2 separate regions of the Homo sapiens genome follow, and region 1 is linked to region 2. A link is an interaction called in ENCODE POLR2A ChIA-PET data of the cell type or tissue named here. Cell type or tissue: Caco-2. All regions are shown on one strand. Links, peaks and the distances in the headings refer to the core of each region. The heading gives the core; the rest is flanking DNA. Region 1 holds the start of LRTM3 (leucine rich repeat transmembrane protein 3). Region 2 overlaps LOC107984588 (a long non-coding RNA gene).

Region 1 (16,325 bases), core at 3,695-11,694, 170 kb before region 2:
GCCTCCAGACCCTGTTCTCCTGCCTCATAAACACTCACCTAGACTAATGCTCCCCACCCAGGGGGGACCTTTACCCCTTAGGGCAGTGGTCCCCAACCTTTTTGGCACCAGGGACCCATTTCATGGAAGACAATTTTTCCACCTGACTGGGTTGGGAGTGGCGGGGGTAGGGATGTTTTCTGGATGAAACTGTGCCATCCCAGATCATCAGTCATTAGAGTCTCATAAGCGCACAACCTATAGATCCCCCATGTGCACAGTTCAAAATAAGGTTCCCTGCTGCTATAAGAATCTAATGTCACAGCTGATGTGACAGGAGGCAGAGCTCAGGCAGTAATGCTGGCTTGCCTACTGTTGGTTCATAGTGGGCCACGGACCAGTACTGGTCTGCAGCCCGGGGGTTGGGGACCCCTGTCTTAGGGGATATTTGGCAATGTCTGGAAATATTTTTGTCACGACTAGGGTTGGGGTGCTACTGGCATTCTGTAGGTAGAAGATAGGGATGTTGCTAAGCATCCTACAATACACAGTACTGCAGCCACAACAAAGAAATGTCCTGTCCAAAATGTCAATTAGTGCCCACGTTGGGAAACCTCATCTTAGACAAACCAGATTTGGGATTATCTGTAAGTCCTTTCTCCCTCACCATGAACTCTTCCATCCCCCACCTTGATCCATTTGCTTTTTTTTATTATGTTAGGTTTTTTTTTTGTTTTTTGTTTTTTTTGTGTTTTTTTTTGAGACTGGAGTGCAGTGGCGCGATCTCCGCCTCCCGGGTTCAAGCGATTCTCGTGCCTCAGCCTCCTGAGTAGCCGGGATTACAGGTGTGTGCCACCATACTTGGCTAATTTTTGTATTTTTAGTAGAGACAGGTTTCGTCATGTTGGCCAGGCTGGTCTCGAACTCCTAATCTCAAGTGATCCGACCGCCTCGGCCTCCCAAAATGCTGGGATTACAGGCAAAAGCCACCGCGCTGGCCTAGTTTTATTTTTCTGAGACAGAATTTCACTCTGTCACCCAGACTGGAATGCAATGGCATTATCATACTTCACTGCAACCTTGAACTCCTGGGCTCAAGGGATCCTCCTGCCTCAGCCTCCCAAGTAGCTGGGACTACAGGCGCCTGCCACTGCACCTGGCTACTTTTTAAAATTATCTTTTTTTAGAGAGACGGGGTCTCAAATATTTTTGTAGAGAACAGGGTCCTGCTTTGTTGCCGAGGCTGGTCTCGAACTCCAGGGCTCAAGCAATCTAACTCAGCCTCCCAAAGTGCTGGGATTACAGGCATGAGCCACCACACCCAGCCACTTGCTTTCTTTTAGTTGCTAAATCCTGGGTTTCAGTCTTTTACTCTAATTCAGACCCTTATCAATTCTCATCTATCAGTGCAGTAGCCTAATTGATTTTCCAATTTTATTGTCACCTTGCTTTGATACACCAGCTGGTACTTCCAACTCAAAAACTGTTAGATCTCCGAAGATGGCTCCACAGTAGGGCTCTGTCAACATTTTAGCCTTCTTTTCCCAGACTTCACACCTGTAACCGTGCTATAGCTAACATGGACTATATAAATGTTTATAAAATGGAAGAAGTATTTCTTACTCTTCTTCCTACTTTGTTTGTTCATCTTTGCCTGCTACCAAATCCAAATGAGTAGGGGGGATTTTTTTCCCCTCTTTGCAGATTTCCTTGAAATTACCCCAAACCAAGCATCTCACCTCAAACCCCTGTAATATCTTCGTCCTTTCTGTGTTAACCGAACTCTACCTTCTCATTAAGTTATTAATATCTCCATCTCACTTACATTACAAATTCCTTCAAGTTTGGGATTTTTTTTCCTCATCATTGTTAAATGTTAACAAAGATGTTAACAAAACGTTAACAAAATGTGTTAAAGCACGTTTTTGTTCCTTGTTCAGTGCTTTACACATTTATTATTCAACACATGTATTAAACTAAGATATTTACAGAAAGAATTTCTAACAATTTTGAACAATATCTGGCTTTATGTTGCTGTTTTATATATCTAATATTGGGACTTTTTCCTGTTAAGTAAAGAACAAAAACCAAGTTCATAATGTCAAGATAGTTCAAAGATGGTAACATTGGTAAATATAATAGGAAGTTTTAAAAAAAACTTTAATAGAATTTTCATTGTGTTTTCTCGTAGTGTCTATGTTTTACTACTGTAATAGGCTTTCTCTGATACTCTTTTTCTTTTTACTCTGTAAGCAAGTAAATCTTGCTTAGCATTTACTTTTGATGCTGTTCACTTGACATTGGTCTGAGAGGTTTCTAGTCCAAGAGACAGAAGCATTTATGCTGAAAAATAGATAATTATACTTTTGTTAGTAGCAAGTACATAAGTAACAAACATGACAAAGCCCTGGAGAGGGATAATACTTACCCCTATGTAAACCTACCCATCAGCAGGAGTGGTACGCAGCAGTTCCTTTTCAGTTCCTTAAGAGCTCTTCAGTGGAATGCTAATTAGGGATTCAGTACCATAAAGCTTGGAAAGATCTATTAACTAGAGAGAAGAAAATGTTGAAACAATGAATCCCTTTTAAGATAGTTACCATTAAATGATTTAGAGAGTTTCTGCAAGTAGGTGAGAGTAACAGTATTTTTCCAGCTGCTTAATTTTTCTTTTCCCCCCTGAGATGGAATTTTGCTGTTGTTGCCCAGGCTGGAGGGCAATGGCGTGATCTCGGTTCACTGCAACCTCCGCCTCCCCGGGTTCAAGCAATTCTCCAGCCTCAGCCTCCTGAGTAGCTGGGATTACAGGCACCTGCCACCATGCCCAGCTAATTTTTGTATTTTTAGGTAGAGACGGGGTTTCACCATGTTGGCCAGGCTGGTCTTGAATTCCTCACCTCAGGTGATCCACCTGCCTCGGGCTCCCAAAGTGCTGGGATTATAGGCATGAGCCACTGCGCCTGGCCCAGCTGCTTGAATTTTATGGGGAAACCCAGGAGACTAAAATCACCTCAATTGTCTTTGTGGGCAGGGGAGTACGGGGAAGGTGTACTTTACCATAGTTCTAGAAAAATCAAGAGGAATTGCTGAAGTTTCTTTCAGAGCCAATGAAGACCTACCAAGCATTCTAAAGGGCGATTCTTTGCGAAGACAAAATTCAAGATAAGAATTATACTTAAATAAAGATTAGAAATACCTGTACATTGTGGTCCAGGAGACTGGAAGACTGTAAATTCCAACATTTAGAATGTCATTGATCTCTTGATCTTCAATGTTCAGGGACAGTAAGAGTTGATAATTCTTTTTTCTTTTTCTTTTCTTTTTTTTTTTTTTGCAACAGTGTCTTGCTTTGTTGTCCAGGATGGGAGTGCAGTGGCAGGATCATGGCTCACTGCAGCCTTCAACTCCCAGGCTCAGGCAATCCTCCCACCTCAGACTCCCAAGTAGCTGAGACTAACTACAGGTGCACACCACTATGCCTAGTTAATTTTTAAATTTTTGGTAAAGACGGAGGTCCACCTATGTTGCCTAGTACTGGTCTCAAACTCCTGGGCTCAAGCCATCCACCCACCTCAGCTTTCCAAAGTGCTGGGATTACGGGCATGAGCCACTTCGCCCAGCTGAAGTCATAAATCTTTGTTGTACTTATTTAAACTGATGTGACAGAAGAGGCCTGAACTGTTCACTTCAGTGTAATGAATAATACTTCAGTGTAATGAATAATACTTCTTTGCTTAACCTACCTTGGATAAGTGAAGTACTAAAACAAAACCAAAGTGAAGCATTAATGAATTACATCTGCAAAGGAAGTATTAATTAATTACACCTTCAAAGGAAGAGTACTCTAAATCCAAGGTAGTGTTAACATTTTTCATTATTAGTCCAGACTATCCTGTCTACTTGTGACTAAAATCATATTTGCTCAATAAGCTTCCAGGCCTACCCACTAGACTTTGAAGGGGAGTGGGCAGTACTGTACTTACATCTGCCTCTGCCCTACCCTTAATTCTGACATCGGAAAGGACATCACAAGTAGCTCCCTGAAATCACTGTAGACAGGGTGAAAAGGAAATTCACCAGGAGGTTATTCCAAAGACACTTTAGTTTTCAGCATGTCAATAGATTGTTGAAGGGAAATGGTGCCAACAGACCCTGCTAGCAAAAAGAAATATAAAATGTGTTCTATTTTAAGAAAAAAATCAGACTCATAAAAGACAAGTCATCATACATTCTACATAGTTGTAATGGGACATACTTAGACCAAAAAAATTATTCGACATTTCTCTGAAATTCAAATTAAATTGGGCATCTAATGTTTTTATTTGCTAAACCTGTCAACTCTATCTATATTCATTCTAAGAAAGGACTATATTTTCCTTACCACAAAGAAGCATAAAATACATTGTTCCTGGTGTTAATAGAAATGGTTATGTCAAATGCTTTCTACCAATCCAAATTTATTCTATATTTATAATAGGGCAGCAACAATCCATGATAGAATTATGTTGCTATCTATGAAGTTAAGAGAAGGTAATTTTTTGAATTTTAGTAAAAAACTACTTATACAGTGTACATATCTTACCTATGAACTTCCATTATTGCTAAAGCTAATATGAGCTCAGTTAAATACCCACTATGACACGTACCTCACTTAACTTAGGCCCAGAGCAATCACTGCTGCACTTGATAAGATACCAGCAGCACTGGCCAAATGTTGCACATGGTTATGAGTTGGGCATACCGAGGTTTTATATTTCAGGGCCTCTGAAATCAAGGACTTCTGAATGAGACACCAGTCTCTTTCACATATGACATTAAAATGTCAAAGCAATATTATTCCTTTAAAAAAGGGGTAGGGAGTGGACTGGAAGATAATACATTCATGACATTATGGGACTTTCTAGAGTCCTGGATTATTCAAAATGATTGGGTGGCAATTTTCTTTATAATTTTACTAGGAATTATTTTTGAGATAATACTCATGAAAGCTTGTGCATCCTTTTGGAAGAAGCCCACACTTCCTGAAAAGGGTAGTTCAGATGTCCAGGAGGTAAGAATAAATGGTTGATTTCCCCTTTTCCTAGTTTTCAAAATCAGACATAAGAATAATTTGTAAAATTTTTGAATTTTGATACTCCGATTACTCCTCTAACAATTTTTTTTCCATTAAAATAGACGGAAGACAGTTGCCCCAAAAGCAGGAAACTTGGTAAGTATTATACAATTTCACATTTTAATATAAAACTTGTTCATCCTGAGCTTTTCTCATTGATACTGTGACTTTTTTATTCCTATTCAGCTCCAGAGAATTGGTCAGTTATTAATTCATCTTCAGGAGAAAGGTATGTGATATATCACAAAAATATTTTGAAGCTAAATGAAATAGGTTGGTTGTGTTCTATTCAAAATTGCCTTTACTTCTGAATTTCAGAGAAGGGTTTTCCTAGCTGTTCAATATCATGATTCAATCTAACATTTACTTTAAATTGTTGCTATGCTCCAAGCTGTGTTAAGGACTTTTCGTATATTATTGAAATTATCCTTCGAGGCAGGTAGTTTCTTACAGATGAGGAAAATAAAGCTTGAAGAGGATAAGTGACTTGCTTTCCTACTCTAACTCTCTCTCCAACACACCAGTTCTTATATTTCAACTGAAAAGATATTTATTTAGCACTTACTGTGGACCAAGCAAACACTGAGCTAGGTGCTGCATGAGTGACATGAAAGGAGTTTGTAAAATCAGAATTTATCAGAATTGTAAAGTTATCTCCGTGCTAGGGATTAAATACTGACATAATCACAACTCTTGATGCTATCAATATTTTAATTGTTTTAATTGAAATCCATTCAACAATTATTAGATATCTACAATATAGTGGACGCCAACACTGGGATTCAAACCATAATATAGTCTCTGTTCTCAAGAAGCTTATATTCTTGTGGAGAAGATGTATACATACAGGAAAGTTGCCCTGTGGTATGGTGACACAGTGACAGAAATATTAATATATTTAGGAGATACCTAAGCCAGCCTAGGGCATTGGGAATGGCTTCACGAAGAATGTTATCCTGGAGCTGAATTTTAAAGGATGAATGAACATTAGCCCGAAAAGGACAGAGGTTTAGGAGGATAAGAAAGACATTCCAGGACATGAACAGAAACAGCAGCAATGTGCAAGAAATTACTATTATTTCAGAGTTGCTGGAATGTTGAGGTTGAGTCAGGAAGTAGTGGAAGATGAATGTGAAGAGGTAGGTAGGAGTCAGGTCATAAACGGCTTTCTATACCATGTTAAGACCTGGATTCAATTCTGTAGATAATAACCACTACTGGTGGTTACACATAAGAGTGGCAGTTTTGTGTTTCAGCTAGATCACTAGTCACTGTGTGAATCAGAGGATTACTTGATGTTCGTCTAATTTCTTTCATTTGTCAGGTATAAAAGGGCTTTATTCATTTAATCTGGTTGCTATATTGTTGTATTGGGTACTAGCAACACTAGTTCTCAGGTGAGTGTCTTGGGAAGCTGTAACAATATCTGGAGGTGTGAGTAGGTAGAACCCTTGTGAGGGCCAGTTGGAAACAGGAATGCCAGCACAAGCTACAGCATGTCAGTAGTGCAATCAGAATAAGTCCAAATGGACAGACCAAGATTCAGCATTTGAGATATTAGAGGGCTTAGGTGTGCATGGTGACCCAAGGTTCACATGTAATTCAAAACCAGAGGATTAACAGGCAAGAGGAATTCACAAGAAGACATGGAGAAAAAAAGGATTTTTAGCTTCAGAATCAAGGACACTTTAAAGATTTTCCATCCCCGTGTCCTATTATTCCCTTCCTGCCTAGACAGAAGTTAATCCTCGGGTGGCATCTTTCTAGGGGGCGTTAAGGGAAATTCATGGAGAAGAAGAGGTTAGGGGGTGGTGTTGAAGAAAAAGGATTAGAGAAAAGATATGGCTCCTGTGGCAGCAGCATATTATGGTGAAAAAACATAAATTTTGAAGTTAAAAAAGGTCTAGCTTTATATCATAGTTCTGCCTCTTTTTGTTTTTTTGTTTTTTTTTTTTTTTTTTTTTTAGACAGAGTTTTGCTCTTTTTGCCCAGGCTGGAGAGCAATGGCATGACCTCAGCTCACTGCAACCTCCGCCTCCTGGGTTCAAGTGATTCTCCTGCCTCAGCCTCCATAGAAGCTGGGATTACAGGCACCCACCATCACACCTGGCTAATTTTTTGTGTTTCTAGTAGAGATGCGGTTTCACCATGTTGGCCAGGCTGGTCTCGAACCCCTGACCTCAGGTGATCCACCTACCTGGGCCTCTCAAAGTGCTGGGATTACAGTCGTGAGCCACTGCACCTGGCCCTGTAGTTCTACCTCTTAATGATGGCATGGCCTTGGGCTAATGACTTAACTCACTATACCTCCATTTTTTTTTTTTTTTCGAACTAAGGATTAGAAGAATTACCTCTTAGGAATATCATGAAGAATAGTTGAAATAGTATGTGTAACACGGTGGCTCACGCCTGTAATCCCAGCATTTTGGGAAGCTGAGGTGGGCGGATCACTGAGGTCAGGAGTTCGAAACCAGCCTGGACAACATGGTGAAACCCCATCTCTACTAAAAATACAAAAATTAACCGGCTGTGGTGGCATGCGCCTGTAATCCCAATGACTTGGGAGGCTGAGAATGGCTTGAACTTGGGAGGCAGAGGTTGCAGTGAGACGAGATTGCACCACTGCACTCCAGCCTGGGAGACGAAGCGACTCCAGCTCAAAAGGAAAAAAAAAAAATATATATATATATATATATGTATATATATACACACACACACACACACACACACACACACATATATATGTGTATACATATATATATAAACTTTTTTTGGGAAAAGAACTATGAACATAGTATTTTTTTATTTTTAACCATTGACACCTTCAAATAATTTTATTTCATTTAATTTTTTAAAATTCCTTCTAAAAAAAAAAACCAGGATACATATGCAGAACGTGTAGGTTTGTTACATAGGGATACGTGTGCCATGGTGGTTTACTGCACCTATTGACCTGTCCTCTAAGTTTCCTCCCCTCGTCCCCCATCCCCGAAAAGGCCTTGGTATATGTTGTTCCCCTCCCTGTGTCCATGTGTTCTCATTGTTCAGCTCCCACTTAGGAGTGAGAACATGCGGTGTTTGGTTTTCTGTTCCTGTGTTAGTTTGCTGAGAATGGTGGCTTCCAGCTTCATCCATGTCCCTGCAAAGGCCATGATCTCATTCTTTTTATGGTTGCATGGCATTACATGATGTATATGTACCACATTTTTTTTATCCAGTCTATCATTGATGAGCATTTGGGTTGGTTCCATGTCTTTGCTATTGGAAATAGTGGGACAGCATCTTAATAAATTATTTTGAAATAGAAGGGTATATTGGCCGAAGCTAAGCATCAGAATGGTTAAAATCTACTGCATTAGAGATGGAGTGGATTTTATCTTGCTTATGAAATGAGACAAAGGAGAAAGGGGGTAGCTGGGGGGGCAGAGAGGAGCAGAACAGAGGGAGTTGCAGGTGTAGTGGTGTGAGGCTTAGGACTGAGTGGCATAAAGGATGAGACCACCACTCAGTATCTGAAATCCGGGGACCCGAGCTGACCAGGTATCGTCTCAGTAAGCAAAGCAAATGGCTGACCTTATATCAGATTTTGGGGTATGGTTTGTTTTAGGGTTGGCCTTACCCATAGATGCATGCTTGAGTGAGAGTCTGCCACCAACCACCTGACTTTCAAAGCTTAAACTTGTCACTGACTGGTTGGTTTCAGAAGTGCATTTCCTGAAGGGAGTTATCGTTGATAGATAAAACAGTTTAAAAGAAGACTCTGTTTATTTGTTACTATGACTATAGGATTGCCATTGATTGATTTACAACTGGTTCTGCTATTGGTTACCATGGCTCTAGAACTGTTACTCTTTTCCTAGAGAATGAGGAGTTGTTTTTAAAATCTCAAAGGCCAATTAAGATTCCTTGGTGGGGAGAGGCCAAAGGACATCTCACAAATGGGGAGACGTACCTAATGTTTAAATGGGAACCCTATGCATGGCTGTAGTCAACTCTCTCCTGCTTCTGCTTCCAAGTCTTCACTAAAATCAGTCACATGATTTTAAACATATATGAGTGGTTTGTGTATGAGGGATTTTTTTCTCACTGAAATTGAGGAAAGAGTTGGGTCAGTTTGTTGTTAGCAATCAGAAGCCTGGAGGTGGAGATGGTCATTCAGCAAATACTTATTGATTGCCTACTCTGTGTCAGGCATTGCTGTAGGCCCTTGAGACTCATCAGCAAACAAAACAGGGTGTGGGGGTGAGACAGGGTCAGACAATAAATGACAACATAATAAATAAATTATATGTCAGGAGGTGACATGAGAAATTAGAGAGAACTGTGCTGACCAGGCATAGTCTCAGTGAGCAAAGCAAACTGCTGATCTTACATTGGATTATTGGATTTTGGGAAATGGTTTGCTTCAGGGTTTTTTTTTTTTTTTTTTTTTTGGAGATGGAGTCTCATTCTGTTGCCCAGGCTGGAGTGCAATGGCACAATCTCGGCTCACTGCAACCTTCATCTCCTGGGTTCAACAACTCTCCTGCCTCAGCCTCCCGAGTAGCTGGGTCTACAGGTGCATGCCACCATGCCCAGCTACTTTTTGTATTTTTAGTAGAGTTGGGGTTTCACCATGTTGGCTAGGTTTCAAACTCCGATGTCAAGTGATCCACCTGCTTCGGCCTCCCAGAGACCTGGGATTACAGGCGTGAGCCACCCCGCCCAGCCTGCTTCAGCATTTTCTTATATTAGGATTAGATCATGCCCATTCCTAAACTAATCACTCAGAAATGGGATTACTATATTAGACTGAGCCTAATAATCTGAGGTAGAACAGGTGTTGGAGAGTAGACATCATGATCATCCAACGCAAAATTTTGTCTTAGTTGAAGAATAGACTTTACTACCAAAGACTATATACTAAAAGTAATGGGCAGATAACAAAGATGTGTATACAGTCTGTAGTAGATTGCTGGGGCTGCCATAACAACGTATCACAAATTAGGTGGCATTAAAGAACAGAAATTTATTTTCTCATGGTTCTGGAGGCTGAAAGGCTTGGTTTCTCCTGAGGTGTTTCTCCTTGACTCGCAGATGGCCACTTTCTTGCTGTGTCCTCACATGCTCTTTTCTTTTTTTTTTCTTTTCTTTTTTTTTTTTTTAATTTTACTTTAAGTTCTGGGATACATATGCAGTATGTGCAGGTTTGTTACATAGGTATACATGTGCCATGGTGGTTTGCTGCACCTATCAACCCGTCATCTAGGTTTTAAGCCCAGCATGCTTTAGGTATTTGTCTGTCCTAATGCTCTCCGTCCCTGTGCCCCTCACCTCCCTGACAGGACCCAGTGTGTGATGTTCCCCTCCTTGTGTCCATGTGTTCTCATTGTTAGACTCCCACTTAGGAGTGAGAACATGCAGTGTTTGATTTTCTGTTCCTATGTTAGTTTGGTGAGAATGATGGTTTCCAGCTTCATCCATGTCCCTGCAAAGGGCATTAACTCATTCTTTTTTATGGCTGCATAGTATTCCATGGTGTATATGTGCCACATTTTCTTTATCCAGTCTATCATTGATGGGCGTTTGGGTTGATTCCATGTCTTTGCTATTGTAAATATTGCTGCAATAAACACGCATGTGCATCACATGCTCTTTTCTCTGTATATGCATGTCCATGGTGTCTCTGTGTCCAAATTTCCTCTTCTTACAAGGGCACCAGTCATATTGGATTAGGGCCCCACTCTAAATAAGTTAATTTAATCAGTTATAAATAAGTTAACTAACATCAGTTAATTTAATCATCTTTTGATGGCCTTATCTCCAAATATGGATTAAGGCCTACCCATATGACCTCATTTAACTTTAATAGCCTATTTAAAGGCCACGTCTACAAATATGGTCACATTCTGAGGTACTACGGTTAGGACTTCAACATATGAATTTTAGAGAAACACAATTCAGCCCATAAAATAGCCTATATATTAGAGGTTAATAAGTGCTCTAAAATTTGAGAGAACTTGAAAACTAACATATTTTAAATATTTACCTAATATTTTTGTGTTATCGATGAAAAAACAAAATCATTAGTGTAGCCTAAAATACCCCAAATTCTAATTAACCAAATCCAGATTAATGAGATTTCATTGTGTCAACTGAAGAATGATGGTGTTTTGAAAAGAATGATGGCGCTCATAAAAGGTTGCAGCCTGCAGGGTAGCCATTCTGACAGACTGGGAAGTGTAGCCTCCTGTCAGAAGCCAGAAACAGGCCATTGGAGGGCAGGAAGAATAAGACAGGAAATCATGCTGAACGAGGTGGATAATACTCATAGTCAATAAGCTGTAGGAGGAGTCATGAATATTTATGAAAGGAGAAATGTGTGCATGAGCAATTGAGCTTCATTCCTCTCCATGGAACTCATGTTCAAAAAATGGCAGCTTTAGCATGATCCGAGGGTGGAGTTTTTGGTCCTCTGACATCAAAAGGTGAAGCAGGGGACATGAAAACCCCCACTGCACATCCTTCCTAGACTGGGCAGAACCACTCTGTGGTTGGTAGTCTCTTATCAGGAAGGAATGCTGGCTGGTTGCTTTGTTGAAGGCGAAAGGGAGGGGCAGCATCTGGTCATTGGTTGATATCAAGGGTGGTGCAAGCCTTTCCAAAGGGCTGTTCTGTTTACCCTTAGGAAAGAAAGCCTAATGGTAGCGAGGCAGGGAGGTGGTATAATAAGGCCTGTCTGACCTCCCATCCCATCATGGTCAGGAATTCATTTTTCAAGATTCCTTTGGGGTCCCCTTGGTCAAGAGGATGTCCATTCAGTCATTTGTGGGACTTAGCATTTCATTTTTATTTCTCAGTTCTACAAGTAATCATTTAGCACAAATAATTTTTGTGGTTGGGTAGATCATGATGGATTTCATATACTGCCTTCACTATTTTGATTGAGGGTTATTTAAAAGTAAAGTCACACTTACAGTAAAGTAAGAGATAATCTGTGTTCTCCAAACAAATAGCTACTAGAATTATCTGACCTATTTTATATGCATTTCAGTTTTTGATTTTAGGCTTGCTCATGCATCAAACAGTGACTATCGAAATTTATCATGTATCAGAATCAGCTGGAGAGTTTATTAAAGCTCAGATTTTTTGACCCCACCTTCAAAACGTCAGATTCCACAGTGCTGGGATGGGACCAAAGAATATGCATTTCAAATAAGTTTCCAGGTGTATTGTTAGGGTTCTCCAGAGAAACGGAACCAGTAGGATATGTGTGTGTGTGTGTGTGTGTGTGTGTGTGTGTGTGTGTGTGTGTGTATAAAGAGAGAGAGTAAGACAGTTATTTTAAATAATTGGCTTAAGCAATTGTGGTGACTTGCAAGCCTAAAGTGTGCAGTTTAAGTCAAAAGGCTGTCTGCTGACAGAATTTCCTCTTGCTGGAGTATGTCAGGGGGTTGAGGTATGAGTCTTTTGTTCTATCCAGGCCTTTAACTGATTGGATCATGCCCACCCACATTAGGAAGAACAATCTGCTTTTCTCACAGTTCACTGATACAAATGTTAATCTCATCCAAAACACCCTGGGAGAAACATCCAGAATAATGTTTGACCATATCTCTGGGCATCACTGCCCAGCCAAACTGACAAATAAAATTAACCATCACACCAGAAGATGCTGATGCTGTTGGTCTGAGCACTTCTTAGACTGAGACTAATCATTTGAGGTACATGGGTGTTGGCAAGTTCACATCATCCATGATCAGTACTCCGGCCCAAAATTGTACTGAGACGTGCTTCCCTAAAATGTAGGCTTTTCTTTTGATCTCAAAGAACTGTTAACATAATCTGGATTTATCTATAGACAGCTAGTTTATACTATTGGTATTCTTCTGTTGTACCTATTACATTTCCATAAGAATGTTTTCTTTTAGTGAAAACTTTCATATAGAGAACAGAAAAGATATTCCTTGTAAAATAATATAATCTTAATCCAGCAACTTTGACCCAATCTTGTCAAAAATAGACTTTTAGAGATGCTGAGGTATAGTCTCTGAGATATATAATTGATTTACTTCACTTTTTCCGTCGATTAGTTTATTAAGTGAGAAGAACTAGGTAATGAATTGTTTTGTAATATGGATAATGATTTTCCAATTTATCTCTATGCTGATCTGTTTTCATATACTATGCTGCATTTTCTTAAATCTAAAGGTAATTCTTATACGAAATATATTCTAATATTCATTTGTACACTGTTTTCTTATATTTCAGAGTTGGCACCTTTTTAGAAAAAAGAATTACTTCATCACTTACATCTGAAGAAAAGGAATGTAACTTTGAAGATAGAATTTTATTCTCACGTGAAATACTATGGTCAGGTACTAGTGAAAGTGAAGATCAAGTAAGTCCCTCTAGTGAAAGTCATGTGCCATCTTCAAATGGAATCAGCTCATCTTTGCCATTGTTTTATTCAGAAGTAGAGGAAACGTGTCTAAGCCATACAGAGCATCCAGACAGAGAATATGAAACAATACAATTTTCCTCCAAGAAATTATTTTCAATGATGAAAACCAACAAAAACAAAAATTCAGGATTTTCTTCTGATCTTAGCTTTTCAGCATCTAGATTCACTGTAGAAAATGAAGATCTAGATGTGGCACCTTGCCCTCTTGCCCACTTATTTCTTTCTAGAGATCAAGTTAGACTTCTGGAAGAAAATGTGAGGAATCAAATTCCTTCAAAACCCAAAACTAAGTTAGGGAGCAGAACTACTTATCAATGCTCAAGATCTCAAGAGTCCTTGAATCAGAATCAACCTTCTGTTGGAATGGTTATTTCTGTCCAAGCACAGGATTCTTTTCCAGGACAAAATGCTTTTCAGAATCAAGGTCTTTATGAAGTCCAATTTACTAGTCAAGCCCAATATATAAATCATAACCAAGAATCAATTAAGAGCCAGCCTGAGAGCAAAGCCAGCAACTTTGCCCAGCCTGAAGATGTGATGAAGAAGCCATTTTCTAGCAGCACACAAGACTCCTTCCAGTCCCAAGATCTGGATAGGAACCAACATTTTGTTGAAGTTCCATCAATTGTTGAGGCAAAATATTCAGTAAAGGGCCTGGAGTCTGATGAACACTTAGGTGAGGACCAACATTGTGTTTGGTTTATAGATTCAAACAAGGTTAAATATTCAATTAAGGGGCAAGACACTATTTTTAAGAATGCTGAATTTCTCGTTTTAACTCTGAATCCAAATTTAGTCACTGAAGATATGCCACAACTAAGGAGTGTAAAAGCACAAGGCCAGCAACAAATTGTTTCATCAGAATTGAACCAGGATTCTGTATATAGCTCAGTGCCTCTTTTGTCTACCATTAAAGGGCAGAAAAATAGAAGAAAAACACCAGACAGTAAAAGCAAACTCAGTCTTAATGTTCCATCTCTAAAAGCCAAAAAAACACCAACTTCACAAGTATTTCAAATCACAGTATGTCACACTTTAAAAAATAGGAATGAGTTAGGATGCAAGAATAACACTGAGAAGAAAGAATTACATGAAAGGAAAGATATATCAGATATAGCTTTGCATCTTATTTCTGTTTCCAAGCTTATTCTGCCTTATGTTAAAAATTATTCCAGAAAACAACTAGTGAAAGTCATGCCGGGTTTAATAAAATGTGGACATTTTCTGCAGAAGCAAAATAAGTCACCAGATACAGAGAAAATCAATTATGCAGGTCCTCTTGAGGAGACAGGAATCTCAGATATTACTAAAAAGGAAAAGGAGTATGACAAAGAAAACAAAAGACTAAAAAACATTTCACCAAAAATGTTACCTCAGCTAGAACAATCCTTCATGGTCAACACTGTTCAACTAAAAGCACCTTGTTTACTAGTAGAAACAAATGGGAAGAGTAAAGAATCTCTTAAAGACTCAATTACACAAGCAAAGGGAATTGGTATTACAGAATTTCATGTTCTAAATAGTAAAAAACCATTTGATCTCCATATTCCAAAGCACAAGACATCTTTAGAAGAAGCTATATCAAAACCTATGCAGAAACTTGTTTCCTCTCCTGAAATGGAATCGAACAATAGAATGAAAATACAGGAGGACCTACAAAGTTCAGAAAATTCCCATCTTCAACTTTCAAATGGAGAGGAGTTACCAACCAGTACACCAAAAACGCAAAGGTGCTTTCCAAGGGAAAATACACAGAAACAAAAAGATTTTTTGGAACTTGTTCTGGAGTTGTCAAATGTCGGTTTGCTCATTTCCCCAGGAAGCAAAATGCATAAAAGCAGTGAAGAATTAGAAGCCATAAAAATTCAAGTGAATACAGAAAGTGTAAATCTGAAGGAAAGTAAACCATTGATACTTAATGTTACAGAAGACAGTGACCTACGTGAAAGTGAGGAACTGGAATGCAACACTGGAAGTAACATAACAAATATGCATCAAGATAAAGAAACGTCTGATGCATTTCACAGTGCCACTTACACTACCATTTCTCAACTACCTGATACAGAAACACATAGCATATCAAAAGCCAAGGCAGACACATTAAGAATAATAAGGCTCAGTCATTCAGCATCAAAGCAAGAGAAATTACCAGATGAGAAGGAAACACAGAACGCAGAATACATTGATAAGAGCTGTACATTTAAAAAGCCACAACAATGTGATAGAAAGGAACAGGAGAAAGAGGCAAATTCAGAGCTGACACAAGGCTTCAGGTTCAGCATACATCTAAAGCAAAAGCCCAAGTATGTCAAATTCCAAATGGAACAGATCAGTTCAGGAAGTAGTAAAGCCCCAAATAAAGAGCAAGAAGTCCAACCACAAACTCTTTCTACACAAACTATTTTGGAGAATAGTCCATGCCCCATGATGGATCCATTTCAAGTTGAGAAGGTGAAGCAAAGCACAGATAGACCTACAGACAGAGAGAGTGCCGGAGATCCAAAGAATCCACTTACAATGCCAGAGAACTTGCCAGTTGGTGAACTTTTAATTGAAACAACAGAGTATAGTGTCCCATTTGGTGGAAACCTCCAAAAGACAACGGATAGTCATATTGCAGAAGAAAAGGAAGATGTAAAAAGATATTTACCTGCAGTTGCCCTGGGGTCTTTCAATAACCACTTGCTTACTTTACCATATTTTAAAAGGCAGGAAATTAAAAAAAAATTATCAGAAACAAAAAGTGTACTCAGTGTCAAATATGTAATTATGAAAGTAAAGAAGCCAGCA
Region 2 (16,325 bases), core at 2,678-10,677:
TAGGATTGGTTATTGAACTTTGATATTAAATAAAGTTTTAGTGATAGTATTTCAAATTGTCCCGTTATTTGATGCCCCAGAGGCTATTACACCTGCAGGTGGTGCATAATAGTAAGATTCGGGATGTGTTCCTTTTCCCTAAAAGGTGGGAGACCCAGCACTGAAATAGGTGCAAAAGAGAATCATGTCTTTCCGCCACAGGCACGCTGCCAGGCAGATAAGCTTAGAAAAAAGTGGTTGACTTCAGGCATCTGGAAATTGATTTCATCGAAACTATCCATGTACCAGTTTGAAACCCACTATTTTATATAACCCCTGAAATCACTTTAACTCAATACAGTCATTTACTGTTTGTCTTCAAGCCAAATGTTGTACATATTATAAGTGCTTACATTTTTTCCTCCTTTGATTTAATGACATTATCACTGGGGGGAATTTTTAATGCTAAGACAGTTTGTGTGACAGTTCATTGGATATTGGAAACAAGTAGAGAGTATAAGTAGAGAAACATGGATAATCTGTAATAATATATAATAATAAAACAAAAAAAAATGAGGAGGAGGAGGAGAGGCAAAAACAAGGTCAGTAGGCCTAGGCGTTGGTCATCTTATGGAGGGTAAAGTATTAATAATAGGCTGGACGCACAGCAACTTCTCTCACCCAGCATTGTTCAAAGCAGGAAGTGCTGAGTCAGATGTTTTTCCTGTCACCTGCCCCATTTGAGGCTGCAATCCAAGGCACAGGTGCTGTGGAAGGCAATAGCTTTCTATGAATCGCCTTCCTTGCAACTATTGCTGCAGCCTATCGTTTAGAGAATATTTTAAAATTTAATTTTCCAAGACTCTAGAGATTGCATAAGCATCCTACATGTGCCAGCCGCTGGGCTTTGAAATCTTCCTCTGCCTTGCAGCGAGGCCGCACCTCCCGTGGGCGGCTCCCAGCCCGTGATGGAAGCGAAGGGATGCTGGAGCAGATCTGTTTCGGGAGGCGGGCAATTTCGCGGACTGCTGTCTCAGGCTCCAGGACTCCCCGGCCGGCTTTGCCAAGTTGGACTGCGTGGTGGTCCAGGGCGCTTCCACCCAGCCTCTCTGCCTCTCCTATTTACTCGGCGTCAGACTTGCATCGCGGCCTGATGCCTCTCTCAGCTTTTTGTGGACCCTTGACTACCTGACCTCGCGCAGGCACTAACACGTATCCCTGCTCCTCACAACACGTCCGCCCCCACCCCGAGGACCCGAAACTAAAATAGCTCACACCAAAGAAACAGGTTCGGATGCATGAAGGTTCGCCACTGCTGCCCCCCAAAGGCAAAAGCCGTCGTTACCGTTTCTACCAAAGATAACTGAGTCCAAAAGCCAGGGCGACCTGATCAGCAAAGTTTAAGTTACAAGGCCGTGCCTGGCTGTATGGAAGCCTGATCAAGTAGTTCTGATTTCTTACCTGGAGAGCAGGACTGAAAATGTGGGAAATTCCATAAACATAGGAAAGCTTTCCAATGATGCCAGGAAATCGTGACAAATATCCACTTTGCTAACATACCTCCAAACCAAAGTAAACTACACAACATCAAGTTCCAGGTACTTGAGCCTCCAGTAATAAAATGGTAAACTAAGCAGTTTGGACCAGGCCTTCTGGTGAAAGTGAGAACTGGACAATGTATGAAAAATATCTGCTTGAAAGATACCTTCCTGAAGGATCAGAGAGCTAACAGGGTGGTGAAGAGTTCGCGTAAAAGACATAAATTCAGAGACTTAAGCCTAACATTTGAGACAGCTTTGCCTTTCAGGGCATTTGCCAGTGCGTAAAGAGGTAGCTGAGAGACAGAATTTTTTTTTACAGCCTCCCAGGGCTATGGGTACAAGAGTGGAGGCCAGAGCCTGCCAAGAGTGGGAACAGCATGGAAAACCTATATTTTGGGTTGAGGCTGCAAAGTCCACACCCAACAAATAGGAATAAATTGAAAGTAAACTTAGACTGGCCCCAGAGGGATATCACATTATAGATAATATTAAGTCCTGAACTTGGATCAAGGTGATTATTCTCAATGGTATATGTTCATTGGAATCATCTGGAGAACCTTAAAAATATCGCTACTTGAGCCCACAGATTCCCAGAATTCCAGATATTCTGATTTAATTGGTCTGGATTTTCGCCTGGGCATTGAGATATTTTATATCTACCCAGATTATTCTAATGGGTAGCCAAGGCTGAAACCCACTCAGCTAGTTCTGCCTGGCAGAAGCAAAATACTTTAAAATACCTATATTTACTCCATTCAGGAAGATAAAGATATAGTTGAGCATTTGGGCAGAAAATCAGAAACTTAAAAAAGACAAAGCCAATTTAGAAAGAGCCAAAAAGAAATTTTAGAACTGAAAAATACAAAAGCAAAACAAAATTAGGAACTCAGTTTCTTAATTAAGAAACTCGGTTTCGTAATTAAGAATGAGTTTCATAGTTACTGTCATTTAGCCAAAAAGAATTATAAATTGCAAGAAAATACTAAAAAATACCTGGAAAAATAAAAGGATGAAAAACACAGAAGAGATGAAAAGAGTAATAGATGTAATAGTGGGAAGTTCTAACAAGCTTTTAAGAAATGAGAAAGAAAATGCTTTAGAAGCAATATCTGAGAGTTGAAAGCCTATATATTCAAAAAGTCTGATGGCCCTGAAGCAAGATAAATTTTAAAAAATCTACATCTGGGGACATCATAGTAAAAAAAAAATGAAAAGGCAAGAGTAGTTAGAGAAAAAAGATTACTTTCAAAGAAGCAGCAATTGATTGAGAACCGATTCCAAACAGAAATGAAGAAAACCAGGAGACAATGAGACGACAGCTCACCCATGCTGAAAGAAAATAATCGCCAACCCAGAATTCTGTAGCTAATGAAAACATCCTTCAAGAAAGAGAACATGATCAAGACATCTTCAGAGACGCAAAGGCCGAGGCAATGTGTCACCAGAAAGACAGCAAAAAGTAAATACTAAAGGATATTCTTTGGGCAAAACAAAAATGGGCCAGGCACAGTGGCTCACACCTGTAATCCCAGCACTTTGGGAGGCCAAGGTGGGTGGATCGCGAGGTCAGGAGATCGAGACCAGCCTGGCCAACATGGTGAAACCCCATCTCTACAGAACTACAAAAATTAGCCAGGCATGATGGCGGGTGCCTGTAATCCCAGCTACTTGGGAGGCTGAGGCAGGAGAATTGTTTGAACCTGGAAGGTGGAGTTTGCAGTGAGCCGAGATCGCGCCAGTGCACTCCAGCCTGGGTGACTGAGTGAGCCTCCATATCAAAAAAAAAAAAAAAAGACTCAGACACCCCAAAAGCTATATCGAAGTTGAATCAATTTCAGAATGGTGTCTTTTATTGTCAGTTAATGCAAGAAATTTTTTTAAAATGCCTTCCCAGGCCAGAGATGGGGAGATGTACTTTTAGCATTATACGGCTAGGGTTATTACTTTACACAGAAAAGAGCCGATGTTATGTAAATAGGAGAAATGTGATTTTTTCATATAGGAAAAATAGGTGCTTTTGACAGGAAATTAATACTTGGAGTGGTGAGGTGTGTTTAATTTCACGTATGTCACAAAACATGGTGAAATCTCTCACCATTTTCCTCTCATCTGTGGGACCAGAGCTGCCTTTTCTCCCTTTCTCCCCAACAGCTCTGAACAGCTGTCCTGGGGACCAGAGGCTCACCCTTCCCTCTGCAGAACCAGTAGAAACTGGGCAGAACAGTGAATCCATTTACCTCCAGAGGACACTAGAGACTGTAGGTTTAAAGACATAAGAGAATTATGTGGCAGATGGCCTTGATTATTTGTGTGGGGCAGATGGTATGTACGGGGAAACACAGAGCGGGGGCTTAGGCGGGAGCTTCCCTTCGTGGGCAGCATCTTGCATCTGCAAGCTTAATCCTGGGCACGAGGCCCAATTCTATGCTCCTCTTTGTTGCCTTCTCCAGCTGTGAGACATTCACTGGAATTTTCAGTAAATAACTTCTTAGGACCTCTGTGTTGATCAGGGATAGTCCAGGCTATGCTGTGGCAGAATACAAGCCCAAATTCCGGTGAGCTAAAAGACATTGCCCTTGTCTACTCATTGCAGCATCTCCATTCCTGGTTGGCTGAGAGCTCTGCTCCAAGCTGTCACACCTTTGGATTCAGGTTGAAAGGCTGCACTGTCTGGAATGTAGCTGGTCACCACGGCAGGAGAAACAAGAACATGGGGAAATAGGCATCAGCTTCCAGACCTTCCATCACTTCTGCTCACATTTCATTAACCAAAGCAAGTTTCATGGCCGCGGCCAAGTCCAAGGAGGCAGAAAAGTACAGTTCTATCGTGTGCCCATGGGGACAGTCTTCATCCATTCAGGCTGCTATAACAAAATACCGTAAACTGAGTGGCTTGTAAATAATAGAAATTCATTTCTCACAGTTTTGGAGGCTGGGACATCCAAGAGCAAGTTGCAGACTCAGTCTGGTGAAGGCCCATCTTCTGGTTCATAGACAGCTGTCTTTTTACTGTGTCCTCACAGGGGAAGGGGTGAGGGAGTTATCTGGGGCCTGTTTTATAAGGGCGCTAATCCCATTCTTGAGGGCTCCACCTTCAAATACCATCACTTTGGGGGATTAGGTTTCAACACATGAATTTTAAAGGAACACATATGCAGTCCATAGCAGGAACAATAACTTGGACTTTTGGATGGTCCTGATTGCCCCCACAGCCTCACTGATGTCCACTTTGTTTTCACCCTAGTGAAGCATTGGTAATGGAGTATCTATGAGGTGGGGGACTGGCAGGACTTATTTCCTGGTGCCAATGAATGAGGTGAAGAAACCGTAGGAACCAGCAGATGGTGACAACAGTGATCCCTCGCTGCCCTCATTGCTCATTGACATAAAACAGTCCCACCAGTGCCGTGACAGTTCTCAAATGCCATGGCAGCAACCCAAAAGCTACACCTTTTTCCGTGGCAACTACCTGGAAGTTACCTCCCCTTCCCTAAAAAGTTCTAAATAACCCAACCCTCAGTTTGCATTAACCCACCCCTTAATTTGCATGCAATTGTAAGTGGGTATAAGTGAGTATAAACCCAGTTGCGAAGAGCCCATATGCTGCTCACTCTGGGTGCACTGCAAGGAGCAGTGCTGTTCAGTAAAAGGTTGCTAACACGACTGGCTTGCCCTTGAATTGTTTCCTGAGGGAAGCCAAGAATCCTCCCAGTTTTGGTGCTCTCATGTCCTGCATCATCTACAACAGGAAGTGCCCCCCCCCATGGTTAGTAACCTTGTGTGAACTGCTAGACAGACAGTAGGAGGCCTCTACTCATGGATAACCCCCTGGATAGAAGAAACTACCCCAGGTCATCTGAGAGTCCTATCTTCCTAACTGTGTACCACCTAGCACTTGAGTGCTTCAGAAATGGTGGTTGAACTACACTATGTCCTCCCTGGCCAAAGAATTGTGTTCTACCATACCCAGTGATGTCTCACACTGCTTCTAACTCAGAATAGGTTCTCAAATCTTTGTGCATTTGCCCAATTTATTTTAATATCAAATGTTTACACTATTTGGTAATTACTGATTGCATAGTCTCTCTAACTCTATTACTTGGTGTTCTTAGGAGTGAGAAAAAAAGAATAATACAAAAACAGGATAACATTATGTGTTGTAGTATCACAGAGAGAAAGGAATGCCCAAGAAACATTGCAGCTTGAAGAGTGTAAAATTCTCTAGACTTAAATTGTGTATCCTTCCAGAAATGTCGTATGCATACAAAGAATATGATGCATATATTTCCTCTTTCCTTTTTTACACAAATTGTAGTATACTATACTCACTGTCCTGCACTTTATTTTTTTCTTTGTTTTTTGCTTCACAATATTTCCTGATGAATATTCGTACGTAGAATTTTATTCTTTCTTGTTAATTAGGCGTACTATTAATTTGTTTGGATATATCAGTTTATTTAACTCCATGTGTTTGTTTTTAAATCTCTTGAGAAGCTGGAAATGGGTCCTTTCTTGCAAGTACAGTTGTTTCCAAAACATAAGCCTTTTGGGTAATAAAGGTCATCATTTACTTTAGTTCTGACAAAGTCAGATGTCTGTATATGGCTTATATAAGTTCCACTCCCATCCTTAGAGGCATTCAACCCACAGTCCCTGCTAAGTGGGCCGGAAGAATGTAACCCACTTACCTTCTGGCCACAGACGATAGACCAGGAGTAGAGTCCTGACCCGAGGCAGAGAAGAAGCAAATGGGTATGTAGTGTGTGATGGGGGCTTACAGTGAGCTTCTGATCCAATCAGCTTCTGCTTTTGGGTTGACAGGTGATTCCTTTGTATCCTTAAATTTGACACTTTTATTTGACATCATATGGAATTTTCCCTTACTTAAAGCAGCTTCTGCTAGAACAGGGCATATAGTACTTACTTTGTTTCACCTCAATTCCTGATGTATATTAATCAGCAAAAACATTCTCTCACTGAATTCCATGACAATAAATCACCATGAGGATGGCAGACATGTATTAAATCAGACAAGCCATTGTCCAAGGTGTAGTTCCTGCCCTGTGGTGCTTCACTGGATAGGCTCATGCCTGGACCTGCCTAACTGGGGCTGTTGTCAATTGTGGCACCTGCGTGGGACTTCATAAAACCTGTCCATCTGCCCACATTTGGAATGTCAGAAAAACTTGCCAGGTTTAAGATTCCAGTTAAAGGCGAATCTCAATGATGATACCGAACATCCTGAAGTGAACAAGAGAAGCCAACAATATGGTAGCAAAAGCATCTGGGCAGCAGATAAAGGGTTTTGTCTTCTAGGTCTAGGTCTGCCACTAATTAGCTACCTGACCTTTAGCAAGGCCTCTGCTTCCTCTATCATCAATTTGGAAGTTATATGAGTATAAATGAGGCCGGGCTTGGTGGCTCATACCTGTAATCCCAGCACTTTGGGAGGCTGAGGCAGGTGGATCACTTGAGGCCAGGGGTTCAAGACCAGCCTGGCCAATATGGTGAAACCCGTCTCTACTAAAAATACAAAAATGGATGTGGTGGTGCACACGTGTAATCCCAGCTACTCGGGAAATTGAGGCATGAGAATTGCTTGGGTCCGAGAGGCGGAGGTTGCAGTGGGCAGAGATCATGCCACTGCACTCCAGCCTGGGCGACAGAGCAAGATTCTCTCTCTCTCTCTCAAAAAAAAAAAAAGTTACATGAGAAAAAATAGCTTCCACAGTGCTAATAACTATTTGCTATTTGCTATTAGTAAAATGTGACTGTATGTAGTAGAGACTCAATAAACAAAACCAAAACTGGTCAGATTTACACCACCTCAAGTTAAGACTTACTAAAGTACACAATTTTTTTAAAAGAGGACTTCTTAGTTTGCAAGAAATGTTTTTAAAAATCAGCTTAGCCATACAGTAAAGGGACCTTGTTTTCTTGAGGTAAATCATCAAAATTTACTTTATAATTTGTCAAATATTTTATGGACAGATACATTTATACTGTTTCTAGAATCTAATTTTTTAAACAACAGACATGTCTGATCTTGAGGCACTATTCTTTCTTCTTTTATAAAGTAATGACAAATAGAAAATTGGTTATAAAAATCACTTTGTGTGTATATTCATGTGAACTGGGGTGGTCACATATTGGGGTTCCAGACAGAATTCTCTGAAGTCTTCTAAAACTGACTATAAGTATTCATTTAGAATGAGCCAATTCCCAATGAATTCATAAAGCTGTTTTGGGGTGTTTTGGAGGTGTTTTGGGGAATATAAAAGGAATAGGAGAAGGTAGGAAGGAAAGAGAAGAGGCTTTATAAAAAATTAAATAATTAAAATCTTTTTTATTAATTGATTTCTTGAAGATTTTGTATACATATTTTTTAAAACAAAATGTTTAACAAAATTGCATAATATATGCGTGTGTGTATACAGTATACAATATATAAAATACACTCACATTTACATATGCACACGCAGACCCCATACACACTTTAAAATCAGATGCAGATATCTATTGCTTGAATACTAAGAAAAATATTTCCTCAACTAGTGTCTCCAAACCTGCCCAAAGATCTGAATCACCCAGCACTCTTGTTAAAAATACAGTTTACCTGGGTTCCACTTCAGACCTACGGAATCAGAAGCCCTAGTAGAAATGCATCGTAATTTGTGTTTTAAACAAAGATCCTGGGTGATTCTTGTCATCAGGAAGTTTGGAGAACACTGACCTAAACTGTATTTATTTGCTGTACTTAGTGCTGGTATAGCACTACAGTCCGGATAATTAAAACTGGGAAGTTTCTCTAAGATATTTTTATGCCATGGAGCAGTGTGCCAGTTGTCAGCTTCCTGCCTCTCCTCTTCAAATGTACCTTCTCTGCTCTGCTTTTGATACTGGAGCTGGACCCTGTAAACTTGTCTCCCTTCCTAGATGGCACAAGGTTAAGCTTTGAGCATTTTTGACTTGTGTTTTCTCTAATTTAACCCCTCTTATTTTCTTAAGAATCCATTAGGATGAGGTTCACCTTTGAAACTGTCTGTTCAAGGACCTCCACACTGCTAACTCTGAAAGCTGAGCCTCATGTTTTTATTTGACCATTGTCCATAGCATTTGACACAGTTGAGTGCTGCTTCTTCCTCGAGAGACTGTCTTTGGTTTTGAGAACACTGCTCTCTCCTCATGTCTCATGTTTCATGGCTCCAGCTGCCTTTGCTAGTTCCTCTTTTTTTTTTCCTGACCTCTGAATGTCAGCATGATCTAGGACTCAGTCCTTGAACCTCTTCTCTTTTCTGCCTACACTTATGCCTTTGATGATGAAATCTAATTGCATGGCTCTGAGTACCATCAGCAACCTGAAGATTCTAAAATGCGAGTCTCCAGCTCGACCTCTCTCCTACATTCTAACTCCTGTTTGATATTTCCACTTGGATGTCTAACAAGAATATCACACTTTACATGCTCCAAACTTAACTATGTGTCTTCCCCAGATCTGTTCTTCTTCTAGTATTCCTCTTCTCAATTACACGAAACTTTAAAGCTTCTAGTTGCTCAGGCCAAAAATCTTGTCTCCTCACTCTTCTGCCATCCATCCAATCCATTTTCAAAACCTGTTGGCTTGATCTTCAGAAAACGCTCAGAATCTGATTACTTTTCATCACCTCCACTGCTAACATTTTCATCCAAGCCAACATGATGTTTTGTCTGCATTATACAGGAACCTTCTCTATCAGGATAGCCTGGGTTATGTTGTAATCAAAATGGCCCCCCAAATCTCAGTGACTCCAAACCACATGTTCTCTCTCTCTGGCATGATCATCATTGATTTACTCCCTGACATCTTCTGTCCAGGCTCTGGCTCATGGAGAAGCTGTAGACTAGAACATTGCTAGACGACCATGTGGTTAATGGAAAACAGGGCATAGTGAAGGATATAGTGCTCTGAACACTCTGTCTGGACATCAAACATGTCCCCTCTGCTCCCATTTCATTGATGAAAGCATGGACATGCCCGATTTCAGCATGACAGGGAGGTATGGGTGATCCTTGTTAGTCACGGTAGTTATATTCTACAAGGTTGTAGCAGACATTGAGTTAGCAAATTCTGAACCACTGCTCCTATGCTAGGAAATACAGGATTATGTTCCTGTGAGCTTCTGGCTGAAACATTTTTGTCAACTGAGATGCCACCCTGTTAGGTAGATTTATTTGCCAACTTCCTTGTAAAACAAGCCAGCCTCACTGATGTTCAAAACCTGCTCTTCCATACAACCCTTTTCCTGCATAATACTTAGCAGGCATTTTTAAAAATATGTATTGAGGGAGTAGAAAAGATATCAGCCTTACCCTGGGACTGAGTCAATGGCAACTTCTTGTTCCACAGGGTTAGGGAAGACTATGAGGAAATTAAAGTTGTTTGGAAAAATCCAGGTGGCATTGCTTTGTATGTTGTGATGGGGAGAGGGGTGAAGTGCAAAAGCCCCTCACACCCTCCATCTCACCTCAGACTGTGTCCTGGAACCCTGGGCAGAGAAGCCCCACTCACACTCCTGCCTCTTGGGATTACTGGTGGCCATGTAGTGATGGAGAATGACAAGTAAGAAGAGCAAGCCGCCTGGCATGTTGGTGAAGATGGCGAGCTGCACTGTTGTGGTTGTCTCGGTCAGCTCTGCTGGGCACTGACACTGTCTGAGCACACATTGGAGGCAGGATACCTGGAAAGCATCTTTGTAGGCCAACTGAGTCCCAAGGGGGCACTTCAACCTCGTAGCCCAATCAGAGTGGCCTTTCCAGCCCTGCTACCTCACCTGCTCCGGCAGAGGTTTTAAAAATTCTTCCTCAGCCTCTTGATCGCAGACCGTACCTCAGCTGTAAGTTCAACATCTCACGTCATCTGGCCTTTTGAATGAAATGAGTGAGCCAACCAGTAGCTGAGAAAGCTTTAACGTTTTCTTTGTCCTAAGGAACATAACATAAATGTCTTTGGCTTTCAGCCTCGAAACAATGCTGTCCACATGCTTTTTAAATCAGTGGTTATCTCATCAATCCATGTTTTCCATAGTGATATGGTTTGGCTCTGTGTCCCCACCCAAATCTCATATTGAATTGTAATCCCTTCATTACAATTCATACAACCCTTTTCCTGCATAATACTTAGCAGGCATTTTTTAAAATATATATTGAGGGAGTAGAAAAGATATCGGCCTTACCCTGGGACTGGTCAATGGCAGCTTCTTTTTCCACAGGGTTAGGGAAGACTGAGGAAATAAAAGTTGTTTGGAAAAATTGTTGAGGGAGGGATCTGGTGGGAGGTAATTGAATCATAGGGGCAGTTTCTTCCATGCAGTTCTTATGACAGTAGTGAGTTCTCAAGAGATGTGGTGGTTTAAAAGTGTGGCATTTCCTCCTGCCCCACTTCCTGCCACCATGTAAGAGGTACCTTGCTTCCTCTTAGCCTTCCACCATGATTGTAAGTTTCCTGAGGCCTCCCCAGCCACATGGAAATGGGAGTCAATTAAACCTCTTTTCTTTATAAATTACCCAGTCTCAGGTAGTTCTTTATAGCAGTGTGAAAATGAACTAATACACATAGGTTTATAATACACTGTAGACATAACTCCAGCACTTTCTGGAGTGCCCTTGTATACAGACTGATGAATTTCCACTGCCTTTTCCTGGATGTACCATACTGTTGATTCATTAATATTGAAGTCATGGCCAACAGCACTGAACTCATGCCTGAGTGAAGTTTCTCTGTGTGTTTTCTCCGTAAGGGCACATCATAGTCTTCTTGTGCTTAGGAACGCTAGGCAGCACTTCTATTTGGGGGCCATTTTAAACAGCACTATTACCAACAAAATGTGCAAAAAACATGCCAAAAAAAAAAGCTTGGCATTAAATAGAACCTGAAAAATATGTGGATTGTTTTCCTACTTTCCTTTTTGGATAGCTTGTTGTGAGCGTATAGGAATGCAACTGTGGTTGCCATGAAGCTTGCATATGAGCCTCAGAGCTGTAATAGCCCATTTTGAGATTACAACTTAAGTTGGATTGCATGTGAAAGCTCTACATGTTTACTCCCCCTACCTTACGTTATTGATATCAGAGTGTATTTTTATATTGTGTACCTATGAACAAGGTTTTGTGGTTACAGTTATTCTTAATAGTTTTGACTTTTAACTTTAATACTAGAGTTAAAAGTGGTTTACACAGGGCCCTGTGATGGAGAATTAAACTCAGATCACACCTGGGATTCAGACAGGCATTGCTGCATTTGCGGCACTAACATAAGTGAAGGAAAAAGAGTGATGATGGGCAGCAGGTGGTCTACTATGGAGCTAGAAGGGAAAGGGGAGAACCAGTCTTGCAGGTTACATTGAGCCTTGCTCAGAGTGGAGGCGGTGGGTGGGGGTGATTTGGCCCATGGATCCCTGATGTGTGCTCATGTTGAAGAGTGGGATTCCTCCACTGTCCTGTCCTGTCAGGGTAGCCAAGGAAGGGCTTCTGCTTCCAGTGGGAATGAGACATGATGACCTTTACAGTTCCTTCTAACTTTCAGAGGTTGCACACTGCAGTAGTAAAGTGCACAGAGTGGAGCTAGCCTGGATGGGTTTGAGTCCTGGCTCTCTCACCTGTCAGCTCTGTGACTTGGGGCCAGTGACTTAACCTCTCTGTGCCTCAGTTTCCTCATCTAGAAAAAAATAGAGATGCTAATCCAACAATAAGACCAATTCCATGGGGATGCTGCAAAAATTAAATGACTTTGTATAAAGTATTTAGAACTATCCCTAGCACATCATGAGAGCCAGAAAAGTGTTTGCCTTTTTGCTTAAATGGCTGTGATATTTAAAACTGGCCACAATTGATAGTTAACTGCAAATCTACATATTGTAAAGAAGCATGCTGTCCTGATAGTAAACTTTTAAAACACATGTTCAGTTTTATAATTATAATTCCACTATAGTTATCATAAGCAGAAGTACACATTTCTTTATTCTTTTATTGATATAAAATTTGATTCAATATTTATTTTGTGTATATGATTAAATCCTAGAAAATGCGTCTTGAAAGCAATGCGTTTAGATTGGCTTTGCAATAGTGCCACCTTCTGGTTGAATTCCTTCTTTACAAGCCCGTATCTTGTCTAGACTCATCCTACTGCGCTTGGTAAATTGTGATTTTGTTCTAGGAGATACCTGAGTGAGGCATGGTAAACCGGTCCCAGCAGACCACTCCCTGAAGATGTTGGCTTGATATGTGCTGGAAGATGAAAAAGCATACAGAATGCAGGACAACATAAAGAAAATAGAACCGAGAAGTTATGCTAAGTATATAAACAAACCAAGAGTATGGATTGGAATGCTGTTTTCTTTGGACAGATCAATGTTCTTTTGGAAAGATAGAATGAAGCTGAATAAGTTGCAGAAAAGGTCAAATAAAATGATTGTGTCCAAAAGACTAGGGTTTTTCTACAGTTTGGAACAAACAGACAGAGGCAATGCAGTGTTTAATGACTGTTCTGAAAAAATAATTATGATATTGTGGGGCGAAGGAGACTCTCACAGCCAAAAGTTATGAAAGAGAGCCACACTCTACAAATTATAGCAAATTTGGGGACATATTAGGGTGAAGGGAGATGGAAAATAAAGTACGAACATACTATATAGTAGGTATATTACCTATATGATCTAAATTTAGTTGTCTAGACAACCACGCCTTACAATTGGTCTTATCATCCTTTCAGACATCAGAAAACAGAAGCTCAAAAAGTTAGTATGTTGCCGGGCGCCGTGGCTCACGCCTGTAATCCCAACACTTTGGGAGGCTAAGGCGGGCAGATCACCCGAGGTCAGGAGTTCGAGACCAGCCTGGCAAAACCCTGTCTCTACTAAAAATACAAAAATTAGCTGGGTGTGGTGGTGGGCACCTGTAATCCCAGCTACCCCAGAGGCTGAGGCAGGGAGAACTGCTTGAACCTGGGAGGCGGAGGTTGCAGTGAGCTAAAATTGCACCACTACACTACAGCCTGGGCAACAGAGTGAGACTCTGTCTCGGGGGGCAGGGCAGGGGGAAGTTAAGTATCTTGGTCAATTTCATAGAATAGCTGACAACTGTCTCTGATTCCAAAGGCTATGCTAATGCTAATGTACCATATGTTCCCCCCATTTTCATTTTATTCTAATTAAATAATTTATTTATTTATTTTGAGACAAGGTCTTGCTGTGTTGCCCAGGCTGGAGTTCAGTGGTGCGATCCTAGCTCACTGCACCTTCAAACTACTAAGCTCAAATGATCCTCATGCTTTGGCCTCCCAAGTAGCTGGGACCACGCCAACACGCCTGGTTAATTTATTTTATTTTATTTTTTGAGACAGGGGTCTCGCTTTGTTGCCCATGCTGGTCTCAAACTCCTGGCTTCAAGTGATCCTCCCACCTTGGCATCCCAAAGTGTTGGGATTACAGGCTGAGCCACCATGCCCGACCTATTTTACTATTATTTTTTAATTTTTAGAGAAAGAAGAAAAAAGAGGTAATATGAGCTAATATTCTTTCAGCATTTACTTTGTACCATGCACTATACTAAATTCTTTTACACTTGTGGTCTCAGTTACATTTATTTATTTATTTATGGAGACAGGGTCTTACTCTGTTGCCCAGACTGGAGTGCAGTGGCACCATCTGGGCTCATTGCAATCTCCACCTTCTGGGTTCCAGTGATTCTCCCATTTCAGCCTCCTGAGTAGCTGGGACTGCAGGCACACACCAAAATGCCCAGCAAATTAAATTTTTTTTTTTTTTTTTTTTTTTTTTTGTGGAGACAAGGTCTCACTATATTGCCCTGGCTGGTCTCAAACTCCTGCTCAAGCAATCCTTCTGTCTTGGCCTCCCAAAGTGCTGGGATTACAGGCATGAGTCACCACACCTGACTCCCTCAATTACTTTTAAAGTTATTTATTCAGTTTCTTTTCCTCCTTGCCTGTAGCCAAAATCCTCACTCCCATCCTCACAGGGTGCAGTTCTAAGGAGTGCAGTGCACACTCTTTTGCATGTATGTGCTACTGGCAAAATGTGTATTGCTGTTGTATGTGCCTTTATTCTAACTTATGTTTGTTGTATTGTCTTATTTTGTTTCTTTCTTTGTTCACTCAACACTGTTTTCAAAATCTCTATGTGTTGTCCTGTGTACACCATCCAACTACCTCCAACAGCTGGCTAGTGCTCTATTATGTGCTTGCGGCCTGGTTTACCCCTCCATTTCCCAGGGATGGCAGAGCAAGGACCGTCTCCGCTTATGCTTCGTACAGAGCTGGGTGAGAATTCCTATGAGAGTCACCCAGGATCCATCCTTGGTAGGCCACAGTGAACAGTCTACCTGCATTTCGACAGGGACCTGTCTGACTCCTCCCCAGAATGGCTGCTGAGAATCGGGCCAAGGCTCACCAGCAGCACAGGCAACCCTATCTCTGTCTCTCTGCTAGCAGTGGAATTATCCAGTTTTCTAAGTTCTTCCTGTCTGATTAGTCTAAAATGAAACCTCATCATTGCTTGAATTTGCAATTCTGATATCCAACGTATTTGAAACGCTCTTGATAAATGTAGTGGCACTTTGTTTCCTAGTCAGATCTTTTGTCCATTTGACTTGTTCTTTTTGATTTGCAGGAGAGTGTCACATAAGGTTCTATTATTCTCATTTTTAGAGATGCAAGAATTTACTCTCAGTGAGGTTCAGTGACTCGTCCAAGGACATCAGAGTAAGCAGTGAAGCAAATGTTTGAATCCAGAGTCATGCCTCTGAAAGCTGGATATTAGGGAACAATTTGGTGAATTATCTATTAACCTTAATCTTGTCTTTCTTAACCTTGTCCATCAGGTTAAAAAAACTTCAGCATTTTGATTGTTGAGAAAGAAGATGGCTCAAAACAAAAGAGTGAATTTGTCTTTGATATATTTGATATCTCCTTTCCTTTCTCTCTCTCTCCCACATTCTTCTTTAGGAAATAGTTTATTTTTCATAAACTAAAACCAAAAGAAGATTAATCACCCCACAATTCTATCAGTGCTAGATAAGTACTATGTTATGTCAAGTGCCAGCCTCCCTTACCTTGAAAATATGTATAAGGGGTCGTGCGTGGTGGCTCATGCCTATACTCCTAGCACTTTGGGAAGCTGAGGCGGGCAGATCACCTGAGGTCAGGAGTTCCAGACCAGCCTGGCCAACATGGTGAAATCCCATCTCTACTAAAAATATAAAAATTAGCCAGGCATGGTGGCATGTGCCTGCCATCCCAGCTACCTGGGAGGCTGAGGCGGGGGAATCACTGGAACTCGGGAGGTGGAGGCTGCAGTGAGCTGAGATCGCCCAACTGCACTCCAGCCTGGGTGACAGAGCGAGACTCCATCTTAAAAAAAAAAAAAAATATGTATAAGGTGTCTAGGATGTGCCATCTCCTGTTCTAGAAACCATGAGAAACAAAGAACACAAAATTTCAGTTAGACTGGAGGAATAAGTTCAAGAGATCTGTTGTACATCATGGTAAATATAGTTAATAACAATATGTTGTATACTTGCAAATTGCTAAGAGAGGAGATTTTAAATGCTTTCACCATAAAAAGATAAGTATGTGAGTTAATGCATAGGCTAAATAGCTTGATTTAGCCATTACTCAATGTACACTTATATCAAAACAGCATGTTGTATACCATATAGATGCACACACAATTTTTACTTGTCAATGAAAAAGAAAGACCACTTTCCAAAAAAGGTATTTAAAATTAAGTAATCCAGTAAAGGAAACAGAATTTT

What was found. Peaks named below come from ENCODE experiments on the same cell type or tissue, not always from the same donor. Only the 100,000 strongest peaks of a DNase experiment are listed, where the experiment ranks them.
Region 1: POLR2A ChIA-PET joins it to region 2 with 10 read pairs; 6 of 35 experiments call an interaction of 5 or more read pairs at or near these places.

What each region holds. Positions count from the first base shown.
Region 1 is chr13:102,747,406-102,763,730 of GRCh38, reverse strand. It overlaps LRTM3 (leucine rich repeat transmembrane protein 3), which reads left to right and starts at 4,659. Exons shown (of 4, transcript NM_001146197.3): 1 at 4,659-5,029; 2 at 5,155-5,188; 3 at 5,279-5,321; 4 at 13,343-16,325. The coding sequence starts at 4,799. LOC105370337 (a long non-coding RNA gene) reads right to left here and starts at 4,077. Exons shown (of 3, transcript XR_931685.4): 1 at 3,176-4,077; 2 at 2,424-2,530. RefSeq lists a silencer at 8,568-8,789. In Caco-2, for the core only: no CTCF peak of the experiment used is centred there; no DNase peak of the experiment used is centred there.
Region 2 is chr13:102,577,061-102,593,385 of GRCh38, reverse strand. It overlaps LOC107984588 (a long non-coding RNA gene), which reads left to right. Exons shown (of 2, transcript XR_001749984.3): 2 at 1-49. Among named protein-coding and RNA genes, the nearest start is that of TPP2, 12 kb to the left of the region's middle. RefSeq lists enhancers at 390-937, 818-1,147, 1,178-1,397, 938-1,487, 8,817-8,916 and a silencer at 1,173-1,348. In Caco-2, for the core only: no CTCF peak of the experiment used is centred there; no DNase peak of the experiment used is centred there.